7 separate regions of the Homo sapiens genome follow, and all the other regions are linked to region 1. Evidence: chromatin loops called from intact Hi-C (ENCODE). Cell type or tissue: mammary epithelial cell. All regions are shown on one strand. Region 1 overlaps LOC105373734 (a long non-coding RNA gene). Region 2 overlaps ABCB11 (ATP binding cassette subfamily B member 11). Region 3 overlaps CERS6 (ceramide synthase 6). Region 4 overlaps CERS6 (ceramide synthase 6). Region 5 overlaps NOSTRIN (nitric oxide synthase trafficking). Region 6 overlaps CERS6 (ceramide synthase 6). Region 7 overlaps CERS6 (ceramide synthase 6).

Evidence for each region. A loop is a pair of places that touch in the nucleus more often than their neighbours do. Peaks named below come from ENCODE experiments on the same cell type or tissue, not always from the same donor. Only the 100,000 strongest peaks of a DNase experiment are listed, where the experiment ranks them.
Region 2: a loop joins it to region 1, with 13 times the contacts of the local background. A loop is called at or near these places in 91 of 110 quality-filtered maps.
Region 3: it touches region 1 in a loop (8-fold over the local background); 58 of 110 quality-filtered maps call a loop at or near these places.
Region 4: a loop joins it to region 1, with 8 times the contacts of the local background. A loop is called at or near these places in 14 of 110 quality-filtered maps.
Region 5: it touches region 1 in a loop (23-fold over the local background); 8 of 110 quality-filtered maps call a loop at or near these places.
Region 6: it touches region 1 in a loop (9-fold over the local background); 81 of 110 quality-filtered maps call a loop at or near these places.
Region 7: a loop joins it to region 1, with 14 times the contacts of the local background. A loop is called at or near these places in 97 of 110 quality-filtered maps.

Annotation. Positions count from the first base shown.
Region 1 is chr2:168,344,498-168,348,497 of GRCh38, reverse strand. It overlaps LOC105373734 (a long non-coding RNA gene), which reads left to right. Exons shown (of 6, transcript XR_923559.3): 4 at 16-180. Among named protein-coding and RNA genes, the nearest start is that of STK39, 99 kb to the right of the region's middle. In mammary epithelial cell, CTCF peaks have their summits at 239 and 1,695 (motif pointing left); no DNase peak of the experiment used is centred here; H3K4me3 peaks cover 505 bases; H3K27ac peaks cover 640 bases.
Region 2 is chr2:168,918,816-168,922,815 of GRCh38, reverse strand. ABCB11 (ATP binding cassette subfamily B member 11) reads left to right here. Exons shown (of 28, transcript NM_003742.4): 28 at 1-2,035. Among named protein-coding and RNA genes, the nearest start is that of G6PC2, 20 kb to the right of the region's middle. In mammary epithelial cell, a CTCF peak has its summit at 2,037 (motif pointing right); no DNase peak of the experiment used is centred here.
Region 3 is chr2:168,704,207-168,708,206 of GRCh38, reverse strand. The region is part of intron 6 of CERS6 (ceramide synthase 6); the gene reads right to left. Among named protein-coding and RNA genes, the nearest start is that of CERS6-AS1, 80 kb to the left of the region's middle. In mammary epithelial cell, a CTCF peak has its summit at 2,445 (motif pointing right); no DNase peak of the experiment used is centred here.
Region 4 is chr2:168,772,088-168,776,087 of GRCh38, reverse strand. It overlaps CERS6 (ceramide synthase 6), which reads right to left. Exons shown (of 10, transcript NM_203463.3): 10 at 954-4,000. It overlaps CERS6-AS1 (CERS6 antisense RNA 1), which reads left to right. Exons shown (of 3, transcript NR_045787.1): 2 at 1,137-1,267; 3 at 1,450-4,000. Among named protein-coding and RNA genes, the nearest start is that of CERS6-AS1, 12 kb to the left of the region's middle. In mammary epithelial cell, a CTCF peak has its summit at 2,205 (motif pointing left); no DNase peak of the experiment used is centred here.
Region 5 is chr2:168,848,140-168,852,139 of GRCh38, reverse strand. It overlaps NOSTRIN (nitric oxide synthase trafficking), which reads right to left. Exons shown (of 16, transcript NM_001039724.4): 9 at 958-1,056; 10 at 736-861. Among named protein-coding and RNA genes, the nearest start is that of SPC25, 40 kb to the left of the region's middle. In mammary epithelial cell, a CTCF peak has its summit at 2,349; a DNase peak (open chromatin) is centred at 179.
Region 6 is chr2:168,696,049-168,700,048 of GRCh38, reverse strand. The region is part of intron 6 of CERS6 (ceramide synthase 6); the gene reads right to left. Among named protein-coding and RNA genes, the nearest start is that of CERS6-AS1, 88 kb to the left of the region's middle. In mammary epithelial cell, a CTCF peak has its summit at 2,240; a DNase peak (open chromatin) is centred at 2,148; H3K27ac peaks cover 349 bases.
Region 7 is chr2:168,757,848-168,761,847 of GRCh38, reverse strand. All of the region lies in intron 8 of CERS6 (ceramide synthase 6), which reads right to left. Among named protein-coding and RNA genes, the nearest start is that of CERS6-AS1, 27 kb to the left of the region's middle. In mammary epithelial cell, a CTCF peak has its summit at 2,443 (motif pointing right); no DNase peak of the experiment used is centred here.

The sequences.
Region 1 (4,000 bases):
AATTTCTGCCTCTAGGTGTATGGTCAACTAAACAATCCAAAAACCATGTAGCTCCACAATAATCAGAAATTCTGGATCCAGTAAAACAAGTCTCCTTTAAGACATGGCTGAATGCTGGAAGAAAGTAAAGAAAGTTCCTGGAGTCAAAGATGAAGTGAGAAGGAAAAATCAGAGCAGTGAGTACGTGCATGTATGCTAGAGCCACTCAGGGTGGGAGTTGCCTGGCTTGGCCACCTAGAGGCTTGGATTAGAATGCTCAGGCCAGGGCAGAATGTGAGGCCTGGAGATACAGAATGCTGGGTGTTGGAACTGCAACCCCTGCAGAAATCCTGGTCTTCAGAAGGGCTATACTCAGAGTGAGGGAATGAATCAGGAAATGCACCCATCGGCTCAGGGAGACAATAAAGGTGATTTTCTATCTCAGTGGTCTGGGCTCTAGGGGAAAAGTTTCCCTTGAGAGTTTGTAATCATGGGTCTGTCATTCCATTGGTTCTGAAAACCTCTAAACTGAGAAATAAACATAAACTGAGGTGGGGGCAGTAATTCCCCTTGGGCAACTAACAGAAACAAGGGCAAAACCTTCCTGATCTAGAGGATTAGGGTTGTCCAGGCCCCTCGGGATTCCCTCCAGCCGTTCCTGCATTTCAAGATGCATGCTCTTAAGCTCTTATTCTCATACTTTTCAGTTCCAATGACCACAACTCTTTCAACAAATTTTTATAGGAGTTTCCAGAAACTTCATCCCGCTCATTTTTTTCTGTGTTCTAACATGTCATGTTTCATTTAAAATGTATCCTTTTCCTCCAGTTCAGACCTAAAGGTAATACACCAGAAATTGTCTAATGTGTGGTATAAAATAGGACCATGATAAAAAAAAACCAAAGTAATAAAAAATTATATTACTGTAATAATTTATTAACGTCATATCACTATAATAAAACTTTTATTATAATAACAACTACAGTTGATATGTCTTATGTGCCAAATACTATGTACTAGACATGCACACTCCTTTTTAATCCTGAGGAAATCCTGGGATAGGTTCTAACACTACCCTCCTTCTACACATGAGGAGAAAGAGGCTTAGTAACTTACCCAGGGTAAAGGAGCTGGGAAGTGGTCACAGAGCTGGCAATGTGTTATCACCAAAGCCAGGATTGAAACCCAGCCCTATCTACCTTCAATGCCCTTGCTTTAAGCCACGAATCCTCCATCTCTCTTAATACTAGTCCTGGTAGGGCTAGTTCCCTTGTTAGTGACTATCACGCGCTTGAAAGTGTTTGAAGCGACCTAATATTCCTAGGATCCTTACTTCTATAAACATTTAAATCACAGTTATTTTTCCCAAAGATAGATTGTCATGGGAGAGGGGAACAAAGACTAATGAGGAAGGCACAGGCAGGAAGCGGGCAGAGGACCAGAAACAAAAGCAAAGATAGGAGTGGGTGGGGACACGGGAAATTTCTTTTGCTTACTTCACAAGCTTACAGCCGACCTGGCCTGGCAGGTGACAAGGTGCCTCTGGATGACACAGCCAGGGATTCTTCTAGGCCAGTTGCTTTTGATTTCTTACATTTTTTTGAAGGTAATACTAGATTTCTGAAACGGCTCTCACCGACGCGCCTTTGTTTCTCCTGGAGCCACGGCTCCTCAGCAGAGGACATTTGTGTTTGGGAAGCCTGCCCCCTCCTGGATTAGTGAAATCTTACAGGCCAGGTTTCCAAGCTCTCCAAAATTAGATCTAGTGTGTGAAAATGTTTAAACTGTCGTTCAGAGATTTGAGGAAAACAAATAATTTCTTTCATATGATTTCCCTGAGATTTTTGGATTCTTCTCATATAAATCTTTAGGTGTATTTTATGGATTTTGAAATAATACCCACCTAAAAATCCTGAAAAAATGTTTTAAGGACCCAAAGAGATAATAATAACAGCAATAATGGTAAACATTATATTCAGTGATTTCTATGTGCCAGCACTGTGCAAAGTACCCTGTGAATAATGCCAGTTGCAGCACTCACCACCACCCCAAGAGACAGGTTCTCTGCATTATTACCCCCCACCTTACAGAAAGCCTCAAAGCAGCAGTCCCCAACTTTTTTTGGCACGAGGGACCATCTTTGTGGAAGACAATTTTTCCACAGACCAGGCAGGGGGTCGGGGTGGGAGTGGTTTCAGGATGAAACTGTTCCACCTCAGATCATCAGGCATTAGATTCTCATAAGGAGTGTGCAACCTAGATCCCTCGCATGCACAGTTCACAATAGGGTTCACGCTCCTATGAGAATCTAATGTCACTTGCTGATCTGACAGGAGGCAGAGCTCAGAGGCAGTAATGCTCATTCTCACCAGCCGCTCACCTACTGCTGTACAATCCCATTCCTAACAGGCCACAGACTGGTACAGGTCCGCAACCATGGGGACCCCTGCAAACTGGAGATCTTCTCTACCACCACCCTCACACACCCAACCACCCGTAGGTTGGGAGCCCCTGAAATTCTTGAACTGTCATGCCATCCTATTGACCACACTTGATTGAATCAGAAATAATCAACCAAGCTGAGTTACTTGGACACTTTCTCCTGGGAATTTGGAAGCAGAATGAAAATAGCCATCAGTCTAGGCTTGTCACTTGAATGGAGGTCATCAAACATCAGGAGCCCACTGTGGAAGAGCATGTGCTGCCACGTGCATGGAGAGGCAGAAAAAGATAACCAGAAGAAAGAGAAAAGAACAAAGGGGAAGCACAGAAAAAAGACAACTTCCCTTTTCTTAGTCCCAGTCCCCCGTGAGGCTCCCCTGCTGGTTACACTGATTTGGCTACTTGAAATAGGTTTGTTTTTGTCTATCAAAAAAAAAAAAGTGTATATAACTAAGTCGTGTGAGCAGTAATATGTAAAAGTGAACCAAATCTACTGTTATAATGGAATAAAATCTGAAGTTAATATGGCACATTGAATGATGTGCATAATTTTATTGTACTCCATGGCAATTAGGCTCTAATAGGGAGCAATTAATGAAAATGACTATAATTATTATCATGTCAACAACGCCAAGCCAAGCAATTCCAAAGTCAGCTGTAGGGAGGAGGAATTAGAGACAGCAGGAAGTTGTTCTGGGGTTCCTCAGAAGAACCTGGGATTTAAAAACCAGGAGACTAAGTCCCCCACCTTGCCGCTCACTTCTCTAGCAACCATCACCCAGGAGGACTCCGGAGGTCCCAGCTAAGAAGCTGTGAGCCTCTAGCTACTCCTCACCACTCTCCTTGCACTACCTCTTCCCTTGCTGCTTCTCCAAAGAGGAGTCCTGAGGATGGTGGGTTGTTGGGGAAGGGCTGCATCTGCTTGAGAGGCTGTCTGTTCCTCAACACTGGATTGGTGAAAGCTGGAGCACAGAGAATTGGAAGCTGTTTTAGAAGAAGTTGCCAGCCTACTTTCCGTGGTGCACACCTCCTTCAGTCTATGTCTACCCTTGGCACAAAGCATCATCAACATGGTCCAGAATAGCTCAGCTGGGATCTGTGTTGAGGATGGCGATGAAATCCTCATGGCAATAAAATGCATGCAATGGCCTGGCTTTGCTCTCTGTTCCATGGGCAGCTGCGGCTAGGAGTGTGACACATGGTTGAGGTAGGACTGGATTGGGTTGTTGAGACTGCTGCATCCCAACCAAATACCATCATCTCAGTCTCTTTTCCACTGACGTACAACTAACAAAGACCCTTCAGAACAGTCAACGAAAGCCAGATCCTAGACATCTGAGTAGTTTGACTTAAAGTAGCCAGCACTTAGAAAAATCCAGTGACTGGAAGTATTCTGTTTTCCTCCTTCCACTAAACCAGTACCTCAGTCTGAACTTCCACCAATTTGTGCATTTGTGTTAGTAAGCAAATAAGTATCAGCTATTTTACATGTATTACTTCCTTGAAAATGGTTGTTTTTTTTTTTGGTTTGGGGGTTAATTAATCTAATTAATTAATTAACTGTGATCCTGGCATAAGA
Region 2 (4,000 bases), 570 kb before region 1:
ATGAAAATAGCGCATTTTACTTTGCTGTAGTTTCATAAGGTTTTATACAAAAAAGCAAGTAAATATGGCAGAAAAGCACTCATTTGCCCCTGCTCCCTCAAAACACCACAGAATGACATAGAACTAAAGGCGGCAGGAATCTACAAGAATGAAGAAAACACAGTGATGCCACCTGCAAAATCTTGGGAGCCAGAAAGCAAATGGACAATTGATAATAGAGTTACAAGATGAGAGAAAACAAAAATGTAACCTGTTAGTTGGGGGAGCCTAGAAACATCCTGTTTTGTACCACAGACCCCTAGAAAGTTTCAAGATGTAAAAACACTGGATCCTTCTGGAAGGAGGAGACAAGGGGACAGAGGGACTGAAGACAGAAGAATGGACCAAAAGCCTGTATGGAAACAGAATTGCAGAGCCCCGCCTGCAGCAGGATGGCTGCCTTTCCCCAGTTCCAGCGAGAAACTGCATACTCCCTCTCTGAGGAGGCTCACAGGGAGGTTTGCACTTAGAGACACAAGATGAAGTTGAAGGGGCAGCTAACATACAAGAGACAGGGGGATTGAATGTAAAGCTGTGTATGAACAGAAGAACTCCCAGCCCCTCTCTTCTGGCAGGAGATTGAAGAATGATTTTCTGGGGAAATTGGCCAATCTTAGAAAAGAGGTCGGGCCAGGCGCTGTGGCTCACTCCTGTAATCCCAGCACTTTGGGAGGCCAAGGCGGGCGGATCATGAGGTCGAGAGATTGAGACCATCCTGGCTAACATGGTGAAACCCCGTCTCTACTAAAAATACAAAAAAATTAGCCGGGCGTGGTGGCGGGCGCCTGTAGTCCCAGCTACTCAGGAGGCTGAGGCAGGAGAATGGCGTGAACCCGGGAGGTGGAGCTTGCAGTGAGCCGAGATCGCGCCACTGCACTCCAGCCTGGGCGACAGAGCGAAAAAAAAAAAAAAAGAAAAAGAAAAAGAAAAGAGGTCAAGGACTCCGTCCTTGGAATCCTAAGAAAATTTTCCAGCCGTATTACCCTTCTATGAAGCCCACCTGTCAACCAACAAGCACCCACTCGATCAGAGCTTCCCCAGGCTTTTTGGTGTCTCCTCCTTGCATGGGAATTGACTTCCAAGGACCACCAGACACTGAGGAAGTATTTTAACATATAAAGCAAAAGCAACAATAGGGCAGCTGGAGAAAGGAAATTAGAAGTAACAGAGCCAATGCAGTGATTAGAAAAACACTCAAAAAATGGTAATAAATGTGTTCAATGGGTCAAGAGAACATATTTCCATCTATTTAAATAAAAACAGGAATCAATAAAAGTGAACATACAAAAAAGAGCTCTTGTCACAGAAATGAAAACCTTGGGAGCAGGACTGCACCCACGGTTCCCACCAACCTATCCTGCCATCATGTTTTCTCCCTACTCCAGCTTCCTCCCAAGCTCACTCTACGTAGATGGTTTTTCTTCCCTTAGCCAACAAACGAAATTCTGCCTATAAATTAAGCCAGGACACTAGGATATGGAGGTATATTATTTATGTCTCTTTTCCAGTGTTTCCTGGTATATAACAGCAAAGATGGTTTAGCAAGTTAACTGGTCAGGCCAGAATTCTTGATGGTTGCCAAGTCAGGAGGCAGACGGTGAAGGAATGCATTCTGGTTATGAAAAATGGCAATGACGAGTAAGTTGCAGAGTAAAGATGCCTTTTAGAGGAAATTAAGGTTTGCAATAAATGCATGCTAATCCTCTAATTTTGATGAAAGACTAAAGCTCTTGTTTTGGTTTGCATTTCAAAGAGCAAGAGCATAGGCTCTTGTGCTGGGAGGTGGCCAGTTTCCTGGAAAGGAATTTATGGAGTCTGAAAGAGGAATTAGTACAAATTATATTTTCAAATAAGATACTTGAAAGTTATTGATGACAGGGAAAAGATTGTCTAAAGAGGGCTTGAAATTGGGGAAATAATTGAGGCTCAGTGACAAAGGAGAAGATTACAACTTCAAAAATGAATAAATAAATAACATTGCATGTTTATTTTACAACACCAGGGGGCGATGATGTCTACGTTTTTATTCTGTATCCTTTATCGCTGACAAAGATTTGGTCTCTGCAATTTTACCTTATTGTTTCTCAGATGACCAAGGGGTTGGCTTAATTTGTTCTGTTTAAACTTATTGCAAGTCCTTCTGTAATTTCCTAATGTTTTCATAATGTGTGTTGTGACCAGACTCTCCTTATAACCCCAGTTAATAAAAGTTAACAGGAAAAAAAAAAAATAGAAGGATTGGAAGATAAAGTTGGGGAAATTTCTCTGAAAGTAAAACAAAAAGATAGAGATGAAAAGTAGGAAAAAATAAGAAAAGAAAAAATTGAGGGTAACAATTCAGGTGGTGCAATAATTAGTCAATAGTCTAGTTCAAGAGAGTTTATTTAAAAAAATAAATTTAGACTATTTTAAAAAATAGTCTAAGATCATTTCCTACAATTGAAGAATATGAATTTCCAAGCTGAAAGAGTTCACCCAATACTGAATATAATAAATAAAAATCCTATTTGGGCACAGTATGAAATTTTAGAAAATGAGGGAAAAGGAGAATATTTTCCAGGAGAGAAGGAGGAATGTGTGACATATAATCGATAAAGAATTATAATCATGTGACTGGGCACAGTGGCTCATGCCTGTAATCCCAGCACTTTAGGAGGCCGAGGCAAGAGGATTGCTTGAGCCCAGGAGTACAAGACCAGCCTGGGCAACCTGGCGAAACCCCATTTCTAACAAAAAAAGAAAAGCAAAAATTAGCCAGGCATGGTGGCATGAGCCACTCGGGAAGCTGAAGTGGGGTGATTGCTTGAGTTCAGGTGGTTGAGGCTGCAGTGACCCAACATCGCGCCACTGCCCTCCAGCCTGGGCAACAGAGCAAGACCTTGTCTCAAAAAAAAACAAAACCAAAAAACCAAAAAACAAAACAAAACACACACACACACAAAAGAACTATAATGACATAGGACCTCTTGACAATGAAACTAAAATTCATAAAGATTTGCCTTCAAAATTCTAAGGGGAATCATTCTATATGTAGCAAAGCTATTCTCAAGAATGAGAGAGGTCTAAAGACATTCTCAGTCATGCAGGTCTCAACACCTCTACTCCCCATCTTTTCTCAGAAAGCCACAAAAGGGGGCTTTTTTTTTAAAAAATAAGGTCACAGATAAAAAAAATAGGAAGATATGGGATGTAAGAACAGATGACCTAACTCAAGAATGAGGTGCTGGGAATCTCCAGGATGATTAGGAAGGAGATCCCAGGATTACAGGTGTGCTGTACCCAGAGGAAGTAGTCAGCTAGATTGAGGCAGGGAAATGGGTTCTGAGAGGAATGTCCCCCAGAAAAACATGGTGCTGCTAGAATGCCTGGTGGGTTTGAATGCTGAGAGAAGACAGAACCCCCTGCTAGAGTTTGAGGGTAAGTTAGCAATGCGTAATAGAAGACAAAGAGAGTGAGATTGGAGATTTTTAGCTATTAGCTCTAGGTGGAAAGAAAAGTTACACAAAAAGAAAATATATTTTTATTTTACCTTATGACTCATCTGAGAATGTTATTTACAAAGTCACATCAATGTAAAAGCTTAATACTGATCTAAAGCAGAATTATAGATAGATTATGAAAGGAACAAGAAAATATGTGGGGTAGGTTGGGATGGGATAGGACATGGGTAAAAAAAGAACTGGATCCTTGTGGTCCTCATATTTCATAATGGAAACTAAACAGTTAAACATTTAAACAAATAAGATGTTTTACAATAAAAACATCTTATTGTAAAAGATGAAGGTGAATACTGAAAGAAACTGCTAAAAGATTTATGTACATATATATCTTTCATTGAAAAAAATAAAGTTTAAGATGAAAAGGGGATAGAAATGCAGTACAGTTACAAAAATTAAAACAATAGATACTGAAACTATTATAGATTTGAAAGATACATCACCAGAACAGAAGGGAGTCCAGA
Region 3 (4,000 bases), 360 kb before region 1:
GTGAGGATTTCAGACAAAATTTACATACACCAAGAATAATCATAAGCAGCTTTTCCATTAAGGGAATATAAAAATATAATAGCTTCTCAGCCTTTGGAGATGGGTAAAGTCCTGATGATCAGGATGAATATATATAAAACCTCTTAAACAAAGAAAACCAAAACCCCCAAATGGTATACTAACAATCTTAATATTAAAACTAATGTGTGCAAATAAATCACAAAATACGTCCTTAAGGCAAAAATGAAATGTAGTACCAGAAATTCACATCAGAATAATTTGCTGCTTTGTCCTGTCTTATGGTGGTTTCTAGAATAAATAGCAGTACAACTTCTAAAGCTTTAATAATTTGGTTAAAAAACAAAACAAAGAAATAAAGGACTAAAAAATTGTGTAGGGTCTTAAGACAATGGCTAAATAATAAAAGTATATTTGGGGTGATTTACAGAAATCAGTTGATTCTGGGTCTCTCCCCAGTAGGCAATTTGAGGAGAATCATAACCATCTCTTACCAACTTATGATGTGAAGAGTTCACATAATGTATGTACAATCTCCCACGAATTATTTGGTTTTTCTATTTCAACTGGCTTTGAATTTTGGCTCACTATAAGAGAGCTGGTTAAACGGACCATTTAAAGAAAGGTATTTCACATAAGGCTCTTCGAAACTCTAACTAGAACTCACTTTTTTCTTATGTATAGCCTATGCACCCTAAGATAAATATTTACAGGAAAATCTGGAAAGGAATGAAGAACTGTGACTTATTTGGGAAATGTTTGTTCCATTATAAGGTGGAGGAGTCCTGGCAGGAAGGAATCAATTATTCCCTTCTCCAAAATTCAGTCTGTGAATAAAACTTCATTCACATTAGATCTAGAATTGAATCTACTTCAACACTTTTTTCCCAATAGATTATAGATTTCTCTCCCTTTGGACTAAATGTATACACATTTAGGTCCTTGAGGGGGATAACTGTAACACACAAACTTCATTTTAAAAACACCAAGTGCCATGAAATTAATTGGTTTAAAGATGTTGAATTTTCTGTGGTTACTATCAAAATGTTTTTAAAATGTATACTGATGTGATTTAATTATCTCTACTAGCCATTCTCAAATCTGACATCCCCACTGTTCATCAAATATGCACAACAGGCTATCCTACTTTACAGCAAAGATAGGCAAAGGGCCAGATGGCCATATTTGGGTTTGCAAATAAAGTTTTATTGGAATACAGCCACGCCCATTTGTTTTCTTATTGTCTATGGCAGTTTTCTTGCTATAGTGGCAGAGCTGAGAAGCTGCAACAGAGATTACACGTCCCCAAAAATTAAAATATTTATTACCTGGTCCTTTACAGAAAAGCTTTATGCCCTGCCTTAGAGTCACATCAAAGGACATATGGGAAAGCATCATATTGGAAAAGTCATATTATCTAAGATGTGGCAATGGCATAGGCTCGTGGCTAACTTCAACACATTTGGGTCAGACCAAAAAATGTGTCAAGAGATTTAATTTTCATAGCTGTCCGGATGTAATCCATTCAATATTACTCTCAAAATTCAGATAAACTATAAAGAAAGAGAACCATCAAAATTCTCATGATCAAGTATAACCACAGCTTTAAAACAATTTGAAAACCAAGGAGACTTCACAAGCTTTTAAAAGTAAGATGCTTCTTTGGATTCAGTATTATTTTCTCTACTGCTAGATGTGCCATTACTTTATGGCTTCTAGAAACATATAGAAATGAAATAACCATTGTATAAGCAGAGTTTACCCAATCTTTCTCCTGTGCAACATTTATGGCCCCATTTCAAGATCAAGAACTCATAATCTTGTCTACTGTGAATTATTTAGTTAATATTTAATCTTTAGTTATTTTATCACCATGGAAAAGGACACAATAAAATTTTATTTGCACAATAGAAAACAGTAAGATAGTGCTGTTGGTTAGCTTCTGATGGGCCTGGCCAGAGCATGGAGCTTGATTTCCAATGCCCTGGAGTCCTCCTTCATGCCTCCCTTCCTCTCCCCATCAAAAGCACACTCTCCAAATACACTCTGCTTTCAAATGATGTAGATAGTTTTCTTAATTGTACATATGTCTTTCTATTCATTGAACTTTAGATCCTCAGAAGCTCTCTATCACTACGAGCCTTGCTAAATCACAAGTGCCTGGAGATGAAAGTCTTTAGACACACCTTCTGGGTTCTGTTTAAATTACCCTTGGCTCAATCACACTAGTTTGCACAGCTTTTAATGGGGAAAGGTCACTTCTGAGACATTTAAAACATACTCAACCTAACAGTCTTAAGTGATGCAAGGGTTAGCAGAATTAACTCTCCATTTTTTTTTTGTTGTTGCAATAACCCCTGGAACAGAGACATAAATACCCTTTATGATATCAAATAAACCCATTCGGGCTGAAAACATCCAGAATGATCAGTAGGGGGCAGATTGTGTTCTACTAAAATCAGAAACATCCCAGGACTCAAAAGCCATCATCCATTTACTATAAAGGTCTTGAGGCCTAAATTGACAATGGGTAACCAGGGACTCAATTTTGTGCTTTAGATAGAAGATGGAAAAAGTCTTCTTCAGGTCAACCAGGTTGGGATGGCATGTAAATTGTCAGGAGGGGTTTGGGGAACTCTTGTCATCATCCTCAGCCTTATCCTCCACATTCTAACTCCTCTTTCTTCAACTGCCTGAGCTTCCTACTCCCAACCCCTCACAAACATACAGAATTCTAGCTGCAGAATTTCCTGGAAGCTGCTTCTTGTCTCTATGCAGACCTCTGGCCATGCAGGTTTGTTTTTGTTTTTGTTTTTTTTTCTTCTGGCTGTGATGCTTGCGTTTTCTCCTCTTTTGGCTCCTGGCCCCATCCCACCTTGACTACCTGGTGAATTCCTATTTACACTCTGATTTGCCTAATTCTCATGTGCCAAAGGCTCTTCTTTCTGACACTGTCATTTATTCTTAACAACAACCCTATAAAGCAAGTATGACTTTGAAACTCTATTTTACATAGAAACTGAGGCACGGGAATGCCACATCATTTTCTCTAGTCACACAGTAAGGACGGGCTAAGCCAGCTCTGAATCCAGTTGTGTGACTCCAGAGCTCAGGTATCTAACTACCATAGCAGGTTGCTTCTCAGAAACGGACGTGTGAGGAAAATGACTCTGAGGAAGGAGGCAGGAAAGAGGAGACACTTTGGAAAACACATATAAGTGACAGACTAACAAACAGAACAAGGTCTACTCCTGGAAGACAGGAAGAGATGGGGATCAAGAACAAAGGTGCGGCCGGGTGCGGAGGCTCACGCCTGTAATCTCAGCATTTTGGGAGGCCGAGGCAGGCAGATCACAAGGTCAGGAGATCGAGACCATCCTGGCTAACACGGTGAAATGCCCGTCTCTACTAAAAATTAGCCGGGTGTGGTGGCACGCACCTGTAGTCCCAGCTACTTGGGAGGCTGAGGCAGGAGAATCGCTTGAACCCGGGAGGTGGAGGTTGCAGTGAACCAAGATCACGCCACTGCACTCGAGCCTGGGCGACAAAGCGAGACTCGTCTCAAAAAACAAACAAACAAAAAGAACAAAGGTGCAAGGGTGAGCCTTGAGTGGAAGGGGTGCCTCTTTTCAGGAGGCCAAAGGGAAGGACAGATGAACGGGTTTGTTTATATTTATGGGGATGGAAAGTGAAGGAGTTCACGACTTCAGGGAGAGAGACAGAGCTATAAACGGCCAAAGTGGGTGTTTTCCCAAGGCCCCTAGAATTGACTTGAGAGAAACTCCCCATGAGAAGCTGAATGACCAAACCTCCCAAGGGCCACCAAGACCTCCTGAGAGAGGTGGGACTCCTGAGGACCCGAATTTATGTGCCCAGAGCCCGAGACCAGCAGCACCGCGTGGCTCTCTGTAATGCTGCAGCCCTCTGCAGCACACTGGAAGAAGAGGCTCCTGGTCGTCACTCTTCTGCACCCTGAATTACA
Region 4 (4,000 bases), 430 kb before region 1:
CCCATGTGGCACCTTCTGCCATGTGATGACCTTCACCAGTTTCCAGCACCATGCTCTTGGACTTCCCAGCCTCCAGAACCATGAGCCCAATAAACTTCCATTCTTTATAAATTACCCAGTGTGTGGTATTCTGTTACAGCAGCAGAAAGCAGACTAAGACAGATGCTTATAGCATTAGATTATGCTATGTTTTGTAGAACTGAAGAATTCATGGATTCCAAAAAAGTATATTTTTTCATAGTCTGTATTTTTGTGTCTCAGAGGAATGTTGGTGGTTTAACTTATTAGAATAACTCATGCTTGAAATCAGCATGAGTTATTCTATTGTTGGGGGTGGTTATAATGTTTATAAGATTTTAATAGGGTATCTGCTTTATTTTTTATAATACTTGTGATAGTGGTGGGGTGTCTGGTTGAATTTCAGTGCTATTTTTACGGCTTTTGAGTACTAGAAGACCTAAGCTTAGAGCAGAAGAGCAGATTGAGAGAGGTATTTCACAGGAAAGACAGAGAAAGATGGAGAGAAGTTCTAGCAAAGTGAGGTACAAACCAAGAGAAGATGATGTGGGCCAAACTCCGATGAGGGGTGCATACACAGAGAAGGGAAGTTTTGTGTTGTGCTTTGGGTGTTTATCCTAGGTGCCTCTTTTAAAATTTTTTTAAAAATAAGCATAACCTGATATATTTCAGATGATCTCTATAAACCATGTTTTCCAGAATAAAGTGCTACATAAAATTTAGCATTGAGGTTTTAATCTTAATTTTCAAAGAGATACTACAGTCTATCCAAGTTAACGTAACATTACTTTCTCAATGATCACAATGATACTGGGAGTTGACGAGGCTTGTAACAATCTACTGGGATGATGTGAGCCTTTATTAACCTCATCAGGTGAGATGTGATGTTTTACCCACACGAGCTGGTTAGCATTTACAGTAAAGGGCACTTACACTGCACTCTTAATACTTATCTTTATTATGAAAGTGTTTCCAAAGTAAAATGATCCTCATAATAATGATTGCTTCCAGAGATCAAGAATGAATAATTATATTTTCATATAAAAATCAGCAAAACACAATAACAATACATAAAATAATTCTAATTGGCTAACAGTATTTCATTCCATTTCTGACAGAGATGCTCAAGCACTGAATTGTCTTAAGAAAACAAGTAAGGTTTTGTCACCTATCCTATTTCTCACTGCAAGTTGAAAAAAATCAAATCCAAACACCACCACCCCTTCTATGACAACAAACGGCTGTGGAGGTAAATGACTATGTGGGCAAAGAGTTGATGAAAATCATGAGCTTAGGGGCTTTATGAAACTTTGGGAAATCAAACTCAGAGGTTGTTTTCCATTCTTAAAGTAATGAAGCTCTAAGTTAAAGTTTCAGAATCATCACATAACTGTTCCTATTCCATAACTCATTTCTTTTTTTTTTTTGCAGGTAATCTTATTTTCCTAAGGGTAGTTTCATGATGACAGTGTCAAAAAATTACTGTGGATAAAGAAAAAATTGTCTCAATGAAATAGAATTTTTCACTGAACACAGAAACCATCTCAATAGTTGCTGCTCCCTGGTTTCCAGGCCACGCAACAGACATCAAACCAGGAAGCCAAACTTTCATGGACCTGTGTTAAGAAAAACACACATACATGGGCATACTACTTTTTCCAGAAAAACGGAATTAGGCAGAGAAGGAAGTGTGGGTGTACAACTGATCCACAAGCTATTGGGAAATCAATAGCTAAAAAATGTCCACACCCTGGCTTCCTTTTATCAGGAACTCCAGGAGGCTGAAGGAATGTGAGTGCATGAGATAAGCAAGACAGATCTTAACGGTCCCCTCACATCCCTTTCTGGGCAATCTCCAGAATGCCTAGTTTTGTGGAGACACCATGTACTATCTGGCTGCAGAGACTTTCTTAGGTCCCGTGTTAGACCCCATGGGGTCTCAGCATGTGGTCATGTGGTAATGCATTCCTTTCAAAGGCTTTGGGTTGAACTCAAGTTGGAAATACCTGGAAAAGACCAAGCTTCTCCTTTGGGTGTCTGCGGATCCTATTAAAAATATTCGTGATGTTTTAAGTTCTCCAATACAATTTTCTCCACGAAAACAAGCATCAGATACACTACCTCTAAGTATTTATTGGAGGGGTTCCAACAGCCTCGTGGACAGGCCTTCTCAGCAGCTACTGAGTGCCCCCTAGGGGTGGGGAGGGGCCAGTGCACATGGAGGCAAACCACAGAGCCCTTTTGTGGCCTATTATTATGAAGAACTAAAATGTGGCCAGTGAACCAGTCAGTGCTCATCACTACGGGGTACTTTGACAATGGCACAATTTCATTTTACCAAAAGAAACCTTCACTGGCTCTGGGGACTGCAATATCTTCATTTTAAAATATTTTGCTGCGTTTTCTTCAAGGGCGGCTTGTGACAACTGAACTGCTGATTATTCCTTCCATGGACAGCATGGTAGTGGCAAGTGCAGTAACTGGGCTCATTGCATTTTCTCTTTCCATACAAGTTACTGCAACTGCCATGTGATCACTTTTCCAGCAGGCTGACTTCGATTTGATTTTTTTCTTATTTAAATGTTAGAAACATCTCAGGGCTATTATTATTTATCTACAAAGCAGAAATCAGCCAAAGACAAAGGAAAAAAGTAAGCTAATCAGAACCTGAAGACCTGAAATACCACATGAAATGTAAACATTTAACTTTTTATTTCCAAAGGATTTCTTGAAGCCTCTCTGGAGATAATGACATCACCACACATACTGTTAAACAATCTTTTAATACCTTTGGAATTACTCTTTATAATTTTTATACTTCAAATTAAGAAAACCGCCCAATGTTCAGGCAACTTTGGCATTAACATTTCCAAGAAAGGGACAAAAACAACTATTAATGCAACATCATGAAGAGATTGGGGACAATTGTGGGTGTCTATAAAGCTCTCTTTGAAAAGCTCTTTAAAGCGAACTCAGGTAAATGGAAATGAAATCTGACTTTTTACTTAGGCCAAATAACAATGAGGTTTGAATATAAAATGGAAGATTCAGGCCCTTTCTACCTAAGATGAAGGCATTTAGTTTGCTCAAATTCAAACTCCACCAAATACTCTGAATGGAAAGTTTGGCAACAGAACTGGACATGTGGAGGTTCACCAACCATTTTGATCAAAGGTGATCTGATTTTATCTCACTTCTTGCCTAACCTTTCTGGCTTCTTTACCTTGACTAGATGCCTGTGGCATTATATAATGATGCAGCCCAGCAGAAGTAGGATGCTAATAAACCCTGGGGTAAAGCAGCAATCATCTGCATTTTTACCACATACACTTGAATAATCCAAAATACTGAGAGTTGCTTCCCTATGCTCAACATCCATAGGACCAAATTTGGAAAGGTGAACTGTAGTTGGCTTATATGCTGGCCTTAGGTGCTCTTATGACCTGTGCTTAGCCATATTTAGCTCACTGGCTAAGAGGCTGAAAAGATTCTACCACCTTCAGGTGTGTGGGGAACATGAACAGGAGGCTGACAAACAAGGAGGGAAGTTTCTATTGTACCTGGTGAGTGGGTTTTATGAAAAGAATATGGGTAGGGATGAGTCAGTGATATTTTGGTTTTATCACTTTTTGGAGAAACATACATATATATACATAAATAGAACACATGTTTTTATATCATTTATTGACCTGAGGCCAAATTCTACTCGATTTTCTACTTTCCCCCTACTAAGAGATCCAGAAAAGCTATTAACATTAGAGAATAAAGTATTACTTCTTCTGGAATCCTTTCTACATACCCCTTTGTACTCTGGGAAGGTTTGAATGTGACCAGGAAGGAGGAGATATCAACACAGGCTAAGTTAATTAACGAAAAACAGCATTCTGACTAACCTATAGTTGAATTTACAAAATACACTTCAAAGCTATGGCCTGGTACAGGGGGAGGATGAGATACTGCACATATTTTTCTCTCTCAGCCT
Region 5 (4,000 bases), 500 kb before region 1:
TAGAATATGATGAGATGTCACTTCTGAGATTAGCTTACAAGAGATTATAATTTCTTGGGCACTCTGGCTCTGTCTGTCTTGATCACTCATTTTGCGGGGAGTAGGCTGAGACATGGAGAGACCCACATGGCAAGAAAATGATATCTCCAACCAACAGCAGCGAGGACTGGAGGCCTGCCAACAGCCCTGTGAGTCAGCTTGGAAGTGAGTCTTCTGGAGGAAGAGCCTGGAGATGTCTGCAGCCCAACCTGATACCTTGATTGCAGCCTTGGGAGGGGTTCAGAGACACCTGGCTAAGACACAACTGAATTCCTGACCCACATAAACTATGAGATAATACATGTTTGTTTTAAGCCATTATTTTGGTGGGGGTGGGGAGCGGTAATTTGTTGCACAGCAATTTGTGCAGACAACCAATTTAAGCACCACGTGATATACAGTGATTAATTATAGGTCATTGAAACATGTCTGCCTGGCACTACTTTTATAGAAGACCGAATATGAAGATTCTGTTTAAAACCCTGCTTGACTTTCTTTACTTCTAGAAAATACCAAAGACATGTTTCCATTGTACAGTTTGTAAACTAGAATGCTGGGTTTTTTAAATTTATATGGGGTATGAGAAATCATTTTCATTGATAAAACATGATATTTGCTTTCAATTTTTTCAATGTAAGTCCCTCAGTACCTAAGATTCTCCATTAATGTAACTTTTTTTTTCCATTTCATACTCACAAAGTAATCCGTTAACAGGAACTCAGATTTGTTTTCTGTAGATAAAATTGCAGTTTCTTCCATTACAGCCTGGATATCTTTTTCAATGTCAATCTTGCTGATGGCACAGTGAATCTGCGTGTGGCACTGCAATGCCAAGGGGAACAGAATAAGGTTGTCGAAGAAAGGTTTCTGCCCCTTCTTACCAGGCATACCAGAAATGGAGAGATCATCTCTACTCACTGTGGTCAGGGTTTGGCCAAAAAGAGAAATATGTTGGCTGTACTGGTTTAAGTTATTGCATAAAAGTTGAATTCTTTCCTTCTCCAGCTCCAGAATGCTCTGAAAAGAATGAAAATTGGGGTAAGATCAGCCAGTTGTTATGCAAAATGGAAGTCACTCATCAAACACTGACACACCTGAAGACAGACTGAACAAAGTCTCATGATTAGCCTCTTGACTATGTCATATCCAAACCATAGTGGAGGGAGATTTCCAGGAAGGAATGTGTCTTGGTATCTTAAATCACTCACACACTTTCCCCAGGCTCTTTTGACCCAAAAGGCATATAGGCAGATGCTGTGGGTTACCTAAGTTTATGAGGAAGGGGGAGAAAAGAAGAAAAGGAAGCATTTGAGACACAATCATGGATTCCAGAGAATTCCAGAGAATTTCAGTAGAGATGGGGTTTCACCATGTTGGGCAGGCTGGCCTTGAACTCCTGACCTCAGATGGTCCACCTGTCTTGGCCTCCCAAAGTGCTAGGATTACAGGCATGAGCCACCGCGCCTAGCCAGGCCTTGTTTTTACAAAAAAAAAAAAAAAAAAATTGGGAAGAATTCCAGAGGGTGAAGCCCAGGAAAGCCCATATCCATGTCTTGGAAATGCATTGAGACACCCAATAGTTTTAGAATTGTTTATAGTACATTCAAGGCGTTCTGCTAGTCTGCAGGGAAGAGAATGACAGGCCACAAATTCTCTGTTTAAGGAGGTTATTTGACAAGAGAAGAATCCCAAAGTCTGACCAATTTATAATTCTGCCTAAAATTAGGCCTGGGAGTCAGAGTCCGCTGTTTGCAGGTAGACACATAGCCTCTTTATTTTGTGTGAGATGACAGAAGTTTCATTATTAGACTTATGACTTTTAGGTAGGAAGGGTAAATAAGAAAGTGAGGGGAATCACATTTGCTTTGTTAGCTATTAACATTTTAGAGGCCGGGCACAGTGGCTCATGCCTATAATCCCAGCACGTTGGGAGGCCAGGGTGGGAGGATCACCTGAGGTCAGGAGTTTGAGACCAGCCCAGCCAACATGGTGAAACCTTATCTCTACTAAAAATACAAAAATTAGCCAGGCATGGTGGCACACGCCTGTAATCCCAGCTACTCAGGAGGTTGAGGCAGAATTGCCTGAACCCAGGAGGTGAAGTTTGCAGTGAGCCGAGATCATGCTACTGCACTCCAGCCTGGGTGACAAAAGTGAAACTGTCTCAAAAAAAAAAAAAAAATGAGAAAATGTTACTTATTGGACCCATGCCAACTGAGTTGCTGACTGGTGGTTTTACAGGGGGCAGAAAGCTTTAGCAACTAAGCATTCTTAGAGAAGGCTGGCTCAGGCAGAGTATTCAGGGAGACTCCAAGGCCATGTGGGGGCAGTGTAAGGCTGCTGGGTATGTGCCCAGGGGACTTTGGGCTTTGATGGAGATGGCAGGTGTCCAAGACAAAATTCTTCCCATCTTTTTTTTTTTTTTTTTTTGTAAAAACAAGGCCTGGCTAGGTGCGGTGGCTCATGCCTATAATCCCAGCATTTTGGGAGGCCGAGACGGGTGAACTACCTGAGGTCAGGAGTTCAAGGCCAGCCTGCCCAACGTGGCAAAACCCCGTCTCTACTAAAAATACAAAAATTAGCCAGGCCTGGTGGCGGGCGCCTGTCGTCCCAGCTACTCAGGAGGCTGAGGCAGGAGAATCGCTTGGACCTGGGAGGTGGTGGTTGCAGTGAGCTGAGATCATGCCACTGCACTCCAGCCTGTGCAAAAGAGTGAGATTCCATCTCAAAAAAAAGAAAAGAAGAAAGAGAAAGAAAGAAAGAAAAAATACAAGGCCTGGGCATTCATCCTTTTATCCAGGGAAGTCCAGCTCAGTTGCTCTCATACCCACCATCCCAACTCCTGCATCCCACAAAGAGCACCAGCAATCATCTTTCATGAACAAGGCTTTGGAGAAGTTGGTGGGTAACACGACCATAGGGAAGAAGAAAGATGGGTATGTCTCAAGGCCCTTGGCAGTGCAAGAGAGGTGAGAATGGAGAGTCACAAAGATCACTGGGTTCTCCTTGCTCACCTCTTGAAATTCCTACAGGAGCCCATTGGCCTGATTCAGTATGGTATTCCTCTATATCCCTGTGTTGTTAATTCATCTATGGTATATGGTGATTAAAATTATTTTAAATTTCTTTATACTTTTAATTATGGTAAAATTTACATAATATGACATGCCATTTTATCCACCTTAGGCATCCATTTCAGTGTCATTAAGTGCATTCACATTATTATGCAAACACCACCATAATTCATCTCTAAAACTTTTTTCATCTTGCAAAAGTAAACCGTACCCATGAAACAACGACTTCTCATTTCCTACGCTCTGCATCCCCTGGCAACCACCATTCTACTTTCTGTCTCTACAAATTTAACTACTCTTGATACCTCTTACAAGAGGAATCATACACTACTTGTTCTTTTGCATCTGGCTATTTCACTTAGCATAATGTCTGCAAGGTTCATCCATGTTGTAGCATGTGCCAGAATTCCCTTCCTTTTTGGCTGAATAATATTCCATGGTATGCATATACCACATTTTGTTTTTTGGTATATAGTCATTTGAACACTGCTTGCAAATGAAAGTAGTAAAAGGCTCAGGCAGTAACTATGAACATCTGTGCCAATCACATGCAACTTTAGCTTTTGTATCAAGTGTCCTGACATTTGGATTGGAAGCCTGGAGCCACGCCCCCATGGCAATCTTCTTAGTTGCCTCTGAAGCTGCCCAATTTTCATATGTCAATGGGAGTCAAATGGATTGGTTTACGCTGGCAGTCCCCTGAGGCTTTCACAAAATTGCAGGCACCAGTCATTTGAATGTGGCCGTCTGCCCTTCTGTCTCCCAGATAAAGGATTAAAGACACAGAATAGCCTATCAAATGTTTTGCTTCTTAAAAGGCAGAATCGATATGCCTCATAACAAATACGTAAAACAAATTCTGCTCAGTTGTTTGGATCTCCTATGTG
Region 6 (4,000 bases), 350 kb before region 1:
TGCCAGGGATGCTTCCCTGAGAAGGACTCTGAACATGAGCAGAACTCATTGGCCAAAGGCCCAGGCCTTGAAGCCAAACAGCAGCTTAGTTAAAAGGGACATAGGGCTTAGACATAAGCAAGCTGTTCTGAGCTCCAACGCAAAAATATTTATTAGCTTCCTTTGGAAATTTTAGATGGCAGTAGAAATGTTCATTGTGAACAGGTGCTAAAGGATACAATTTTAACAAAAATTAAGCCTTGGGAAATAAAAGATGTTTTAAACATCTTTTATTTTTCATCTAATCTTCCCTTTGGGAAGATTAATAGTATTTCTCATCACTGACCAAATAAGTACCAACTCTGGAAATGATTACAAGTGAGGCAATGTGTTCTGTCACCATGAAGATGAAAAGTTCTCCCCTCATTTTTAAACTTCAGATTCTATATGGAAATACAGCAATTTAAAAAAAAGGTGCCAAAAAAGAAGAGTTTATGAATACAAAACCATTTTAGAAAAATTCGTGAACCCAATAAATCAAAATAAATGATTGTCAAACCTATTTAAAGTACTGATTCTAGAAGTCTGAGGCATGCATTTGGAGCCAATGTTTATAAATCCTGGTCCCTGTTTGAAAATGGCCATTGACACTCATTGTTATTTAATATGGGAGCCAAAGAAACACTGTGATAACTCTTCTATTAACAACCTCATGAACGTCTTCTGAAGTTGATTTCCATACTGTATTGCCAATGGGTGTCTTCAAACATCCCTATCCCATCATAAGGAAGCAGGCTGTTTTTAGAGGGTTCAGTTAATAGTTCCAATACAGAAGGTGGAGAGTGCATCTGGCAGACAGAATGTGCCATAAATCCTCACTAATGGCTAGAACAGCAGGTCCTCCAAATGGAGGCGGAATAAGGATGGAACTGCCAAGGACCCATGGGGCCATTCAGCAAGACGCAAAGGGGAAAAGCAAGCACTGCAGCTCCCTAATGAGAGATGGCAGCAGAGGAAAAGGCCTTCCTAATGAAAACCTGTGCCAAGGAGTAAGCATGCCTGGTAGCGGCCAAATTCCCATTTTTGTGCAAGAAACAAGAATAAACCAGCTGCATCAGGAATGTACAAATCTAATCTGACCAGCAGAAGACAAGAGGAGCTACCTATCTAAAACATGCTATTCATATTGACTAGCAAAAAATATACAATCGATTTCTAAACACTGACAATATATACAGGCCTAGGATCAATTCCACAAACTTTACTATAAAATTATCCCTTTTACAGGTGTTTTCCACTGATGTTATATATGTTAAAGTAATACAAAATGATACACTTCAATCCCCCAAAATAATTCACCTACGAAAATTATTGAGATAACAGTCATTTGGCTTAAAGCAATTGATATGGTTTGGATCTGTGTCCCCTCCCAAATCTCATGTTGCAATGTAATCCCCAAATATGAAGGGGCCTGGTGGGAGGTGATTGGATCCTGGGTGCGGTTTCTCATCGTTTAACACCATCCCCCATTGGTGCTGTCATCGGGATTGTGAGTTCTCTTGAGATCTAGTTGTTCAAAAGTGTGTGGCACCTTTCCCTCTCTTTTGCTTCTGCTCCACCATGTAAGACATGCCTTGCTTCTCCTTCACCTTCTGCTATGATTATAAGTTTCCTGTGGCCTCCCCAGAAGCCAAGCAGATCCCAGTATCATGCTTCCTGCACAGCCTATGGAACCGTGAGCCAATTAAACCTCAAACCTCTTTTCTTTATAAATTACCCAGTCTCAGGTGTTTCTTTTTTTTTTTTTTTTTTTTCTTTTTTTTTTTTTTTTTTCCTGTGAGACAAGGTCTGGCTCTATCACCCCGGCTGGAGTGCGGCGGTGCCATCTTGGCTCACTTGGTGCACAACACCATATCTGGCTAAATTTTGTATATTTTATACAGACAGGGTTTCGTCATGTTGCTCAGGCTGGTCTTGAACTTGTGAGCTCAAGTGATCCACCCACCCACCTCGGCCTCCTAATGTGCTGGGATTACAGCCATGAGTCACCATGCCTGGCCACAGGTACTTCTTTACAGCAGTGCGAAAACAAACTAATACAGCAATAAAGATATTTTGAGCCCTGCTGGCTCACTGCAAAGCCACATTCCACATGTGATGAGAAAGCTCAAGCTAGTGCAGGGACTTGGTAACTTTTGGTATAGCAATGTCTTACTAGGACTAGGCTTCTGGAAGCCAAGGACAGCTATTCCTGCTTTTGACTCTGGATGGCACCTCTAGTTCTCACTAAGCAAGAGAAGGACTGATAAAATGGCAAAGAGCTGTTAAAGGCTAACTACCTGTAATGTCAGGAGCATGGCAAGGCAAGGATTATGTATGTGTCTAATCTAAGAGTGAATCACAGGGCTCTGCTTGGTAAGCCTAGCCTCTAATTCATTCCTATATTGCATGGCCTTGAGAAACTTACATAAACTCACTCTGTGCATCAATTCTCCCAAGTTAAAAAAAAAAAAAAAGGAAGAATGTTCTAGCTCTCTGTTATATAAGAGTTTTACGTGACTACCTGGACAAAAGGTCTCCTCAAAAAAGAAAATAAATGCAACATGAGCCTCGCACAGTACCTGGCACACAGAAAATAATCAGTCTACATGTATTGACACTACATGACCAAAGAAGGCTCCCTCATGTAGGACAGAAGAGATTCCCTTGACATACCATCACTAAAGAGTCCGTAAATGATTTCAGAAACCAACTCGGAGTGTTGGGTGCAATGAGTAAGGGAACCACAAATTACGGGTGTCAAAGAGTCATCTGTTATGCCCAAGCTCGCTTTGACAGGGACCACCTACTTCTGAGAATCAGCTGATATATACCATATTAAGGGCCCTGTAGCCATACAAGTCAGAAAAGATAGCTTTTTGCCAGCCAAGTAAGCCACTGCTGTAGGATGGTGGAAGGAGCATATGTGGGGACAGGGGACTTGGGTAGTAGTAGGCCCACAGACTCCTAAACGCTTTTCAGCTGCCACTTGGATACCAGTTTGCAACTTAGCAGATTACTGATTTAACCAAGAAATGATACATTACAGTACTGTGCTCCATCATAATGTAAAGGAACTGATTTTGCTTATTCATTTACCCTCAACTTACTGATTCCCACGATGAGCAGCTACACTGATAGTCATGGGGGTGCAAAGGCGAACATATCTTGCTTGCTGGGGACTAAATGCTTGTGTCCTTCTCAAATATATATATTGAAACTCTAACCCCCAAAGTGATAGTATTAGGACATGGGGCCTTTTGGCAGAAGCCCTTGTGAATGGGACTCATGCCTTTTCACAAGGAGGCCTCATAGAGCTGTCTTGCCCCTTCCACCATGTGAGGACACAGTGAGAAGGTTGTCATCTATGAGAAAGTGGGCTGTTGCCAGACACTGAATCTGCTGGTGCCTTGATCTGGGGCACCTCACCTTCTAGAACCGTGAGAAATAGATTTTATAAGCCACTCAGTCAATCTGGCATTTTTTTGTATTAGCTCAATTGGATTAAGACATTGCATTTTATCCTCCACGTATTTGAACTTTGTCTTGAAGGTTTTAGAAACATAATTCTTAGGCAGCAGATAAACAAGAATGACTACTTAGATAGAAAGACTGTTTAAGAGACTACATAATAGAGTGGGCAAAAGGAGAGGGAACTGTAAGTTTGTCAGTGACATTAAGGAAGAAGGTATACGGAGTGGCAAAAACGAGAGCAAAGGAAAACGTCCTGGCTGACATGACTTTTGGTTCTAAGGGTTACTGGAGAAGAACAAGACTAGAAGACCATGTCTTCAGTCAGGAGCACTTTGTATGTAAGGCTTAGTTTCATCATTCATAAAATAAGCATAAATAATAAAATAATCAAACTGGACCTCTGATTTGTTGTCAGGACTAAATGATATAATGTACAAAAATAACACAATATACGTTGTGTATCCCTTACCCCAAATGCTTGGGATTAGAACTGTTTTCCTTGGATTTC
Region 7 (4,000 bases), 410 kb before region 1:
GGATAATGCCTATATTCCTGCCTTGTTTATTATCCGAAGAAGCAGTTATCTCTTTAAACATCAGTTTGCAGGCCAGGGGGACAACAAGGCTCAACTCTGTGGTGGTGTGGGAGGACTCACACACCTTACACTTTTCTATCTCCAGCACCCTGCAAGACACCTGGAAGTAACATGCTGGCTAGACACGTTTGTTGATTGACCACGTGTTTGCTAATCCAACAATCCAATAAATATGAAGAAGAAAGCTCTGGAATAATAAGAATAATTTTATTTCAAAACTAGCTCTGCTTCTTGACATACTACACATATTGATATTCAGAGAAACTTTAGTTCCCTTTGAACAGAAAGAGGTTCTGTGTAAATAGCAACAATGACTGCATTATGCCATTCATTATAAGTTAACCTTTGCTGGATTATAGACTGAGAAGCTTTCTCGCCATTGTGATGCTAGGACTGATGCTACCGCTTGGCTTAATTTGAACAGGATGTCAGAACAGTCGTTGGCGACATGGCATTCACATTAATTTCTGAAACACTGCATCAGGATTTATAGGCTTTGCCATGACAATCAGTGGCACCTCTGATTACTTTTGAGATGCTGCTCAAAAGTAATGGGATTTTCTTTGAAAATCGACTTGGCTTCCTGTAGAGACACTTGAGAAAATACAATCAGTGCACCAAACGGATATATCTCTCAGTGAGAAGCATGGTAAGAAAAACAATATAGTAGGAATTTATACTAGGGAACAGAGAGAACATATGACACCTGGACTCTAATAAACAGTAAACCCGGCCGGGCGCGGTGGCTCACGCCTATAATCCCAGCACTTTGGGAGGCCGAGGCGGGCGGATCACGAGGTCAGGAGATCGAGACCATCCTGGCTAACACAGTGAAACCCCGTCTCTACTAAAAACACACAAAAAATTAGCCGGGCGTGGTGGCGGGCGCCTGTAGTCCCAGCTACGCGGGAGGCTGAGGCAGGAGAATGGCGTGAACCCGGGAGGCGGAGCTTGCAGTGAGCCGAGATCGCGCCACTGCACTCCAGCCTGGGCGACAGAGCAAGACTCCGTCTCAAAAAAATAAATAAATAAATAAATAAATAAATAAACAAACAGTAAACCCAGGAAAGAGCCTTTGTTTGGCCCAAGAATGTTACAATTGAGGAAACTGTTCTTTTTTTGGGCAAACTATTAAAATGGTGACTATAGAATCTTATTTCTGGGAGGTACTTCAGGAGTATGTACTTTAATGATGCCATCATGAACCTATGGTGACAGAGTTCAGGACAGTGGTTGTGATAGTTAATACTGAGTGTCAACTTGATTGGATTGAAGGATGCAAAGTATTTATCCTGGGTCTGTGAGGGTATTGCCAAAGGAGATTAACATTTGACAGCGGGCTGAGGAAGGCTGACCCACCCTTAATCTGGTGGGCACAATCTAATCAGCTGCCGGCAAATATAAAGCAGGCAGAAACATGGGAAACGCGAGACTGGCCTAGTCTCCCAGCCCACATCTTTCTCCCGTGCTGGATGCTTCTTGTCCTCAAACATCAGACTCCGAGTTCTTCAGTTTTGAGACTCGGACTGGCTCTCCTTGCTCCTCAAGCTTGCAGCCAGCCTACTGTGGGACCTTGTGATCGTGTAAGTTAATACTTAATAAACTCCTGTATATACCTCCTATTAGTTCTGTCTCTCTAGGGAATCCTGACTAATACAGTGGTTGTCTTTGAGGGAGGACTGACTGGGGTTGGGGGGATCTGAGGGAGGCTGGACACTTCTGTATCTTGATCTGGGTGATGATCACGTGGGTTATACATACATACAAATTTATCGAGCCATATACTAAAGATTTTTTGCACTATATTGTATATAGGAATTATACGCCAATAAAATAAAATGGAAGACAGTACCCTGTGGGCCAAACAAAACACATATGTACAAAAAAAAACACACACAACGTACAGCTTTTGGCTTTAATAATTACTATAATATCAGGGTTCTCCTTAGATGCTTAGATGCAAAGGGGTATGGCCTTAAGTATCTTATTTAAGACTACTTTGTTTTTGCTTCACAAAAACAGTTGTAAACTGTTCTGCATAAATGTGTTTATCCCCCACACACATAATAAAGAACTGTATAATAGTTCTATGATAATCAAAGTTAAGATAAAGAACCCATAAAAGGTAAGAATGAGCTAAAGTAAGTACAGGGCATGGCCAAATTAAATCTTATGATTCATTAAAATCACCCACCAAGGCTAAGCAATTGGGGTGGTCACAGATGAATTTGTATTCAACCTATGGCTTCTAAGAAAATAAATTCTTTTCTTTCCAAATAATAGCATCGAACCTCTACTGTTGTCTAATGGAGAGTATAGAGGCAGAAGGGACCTGAGACCATTTTTCTTTTCATTCATGTTAGGCTCACTTAACCACTAGATGGCATATCATGCATGAACAGTACATACTCACGCGGGTTTGTTCTGCCCAAACCTTTTGCCAAGGGTGAGTCCCAGTACAGAAAACACTTGATCTACAGGTTATACCCCTCATTCTAAAAATCCCATCAAATGAATGGGCATCCCATCAAATGAATGAAGAGGCATCAGTCTGACCTTTTTTCATCCTGCATTTGACAGAAATGCACCTACAGGGCAAAGCTGTGCTCCATGCATTTCACTGCTGATGCCCTGATACACCTGTGACCACCCCAATATCTTAGCCTTGGTGGGTGATTTTAATGAATCTAAGATTTAATTTGGCCATGCCCTGTAGTTACTTCAGCTCATTCTTATCTTTTATGGGTTCTTCATCTTAACTTTGATCATCATAGACATAAGGGATATGTGTGTGTGGGATGCATACATTCATGCAGAACAGTTCACAATCTTTTTTTTTGTGAGGCAAACACAAGGGAGTCTTAAAGAAGATACTTAAGGCCGTACCGATTCGCATTCTAAGCATCACTGTGACTTAAAGCATTATGCTTTACCCTGCAACCTGAGGACTGCAGTCTCATAATGTCACAGAGCGCAGTGTAAAAAGACCTTCACTGGCATCTTACTCCAAAAAACCTACCTCCAATGCTCAATTTCCCCATTCTCATGCGACTTCCAAGTAAGAGTTTAAATCCATTCTCCGTAATATGTAAAATTAGATGAACATTCTTTCAGACCTGTACATCTTAAATACTCCAGTGACATATAGGCAGCAGCACATAATGGTAATAAGACGATAACAATGGCCCAGGTGATCTTACCGTATGAATGGGTTACAGGTGCATGTTTTTGATGATACCATGGCCCTTGGCCATGTCAAGTAACCGCAAATTTGCCTCCGCCGCTCCTCCCCTACCTTAACCAAAGAGTTCTATCTGAGCCTTGGGTTGTATGTTTTTGGAATGATCTCTAAAAAAACCCACAATAATAATTAGACCCAAGTCAAATATCCAGAGCCAAGATTTCTTCTCTAAGGAACAGAGTCAGGGCTTCACTTTAAGGAGTGCTACAGAATGTCAGTGACGATACCTTGAAAAGTAAAATGAACTTTGTGGTCAAAATTAGGGTGTGGTTTACTTCAGAGCTTTTGAATGGTCTTGACTTTGCTTTCCCAGACAGACCTCAGTGTATTTCATGATGTGCGTTTCTCTGGCATGGATGTTCATTTGACCTACACAAAACATAAATGAAAGTAGATTCTACCTAAGATGACTAATCTGCTAGCACGTTTTGTCCATTTTAAAGTAGATGCTGATAGAAATGCATTTAAAATTCACTCCGAACAAAAAAAGTGGGCATTTAAAACCTGAAAGTCGGGTAATTAAGTCATGATTACAAGCAACCCTCGTTGTGCTGGTTTTCCTAAGGTAATAAAAGCTCCAGGCTTAAATAACATCTTGGTCAACATCAAGGCTATTACAAGGCTGAGAACGATGTTTCCAATTTCCTTCCTTTTAACAAGACTGCACCCCGGCTGTAGCTTACATTCTCCACAATACTG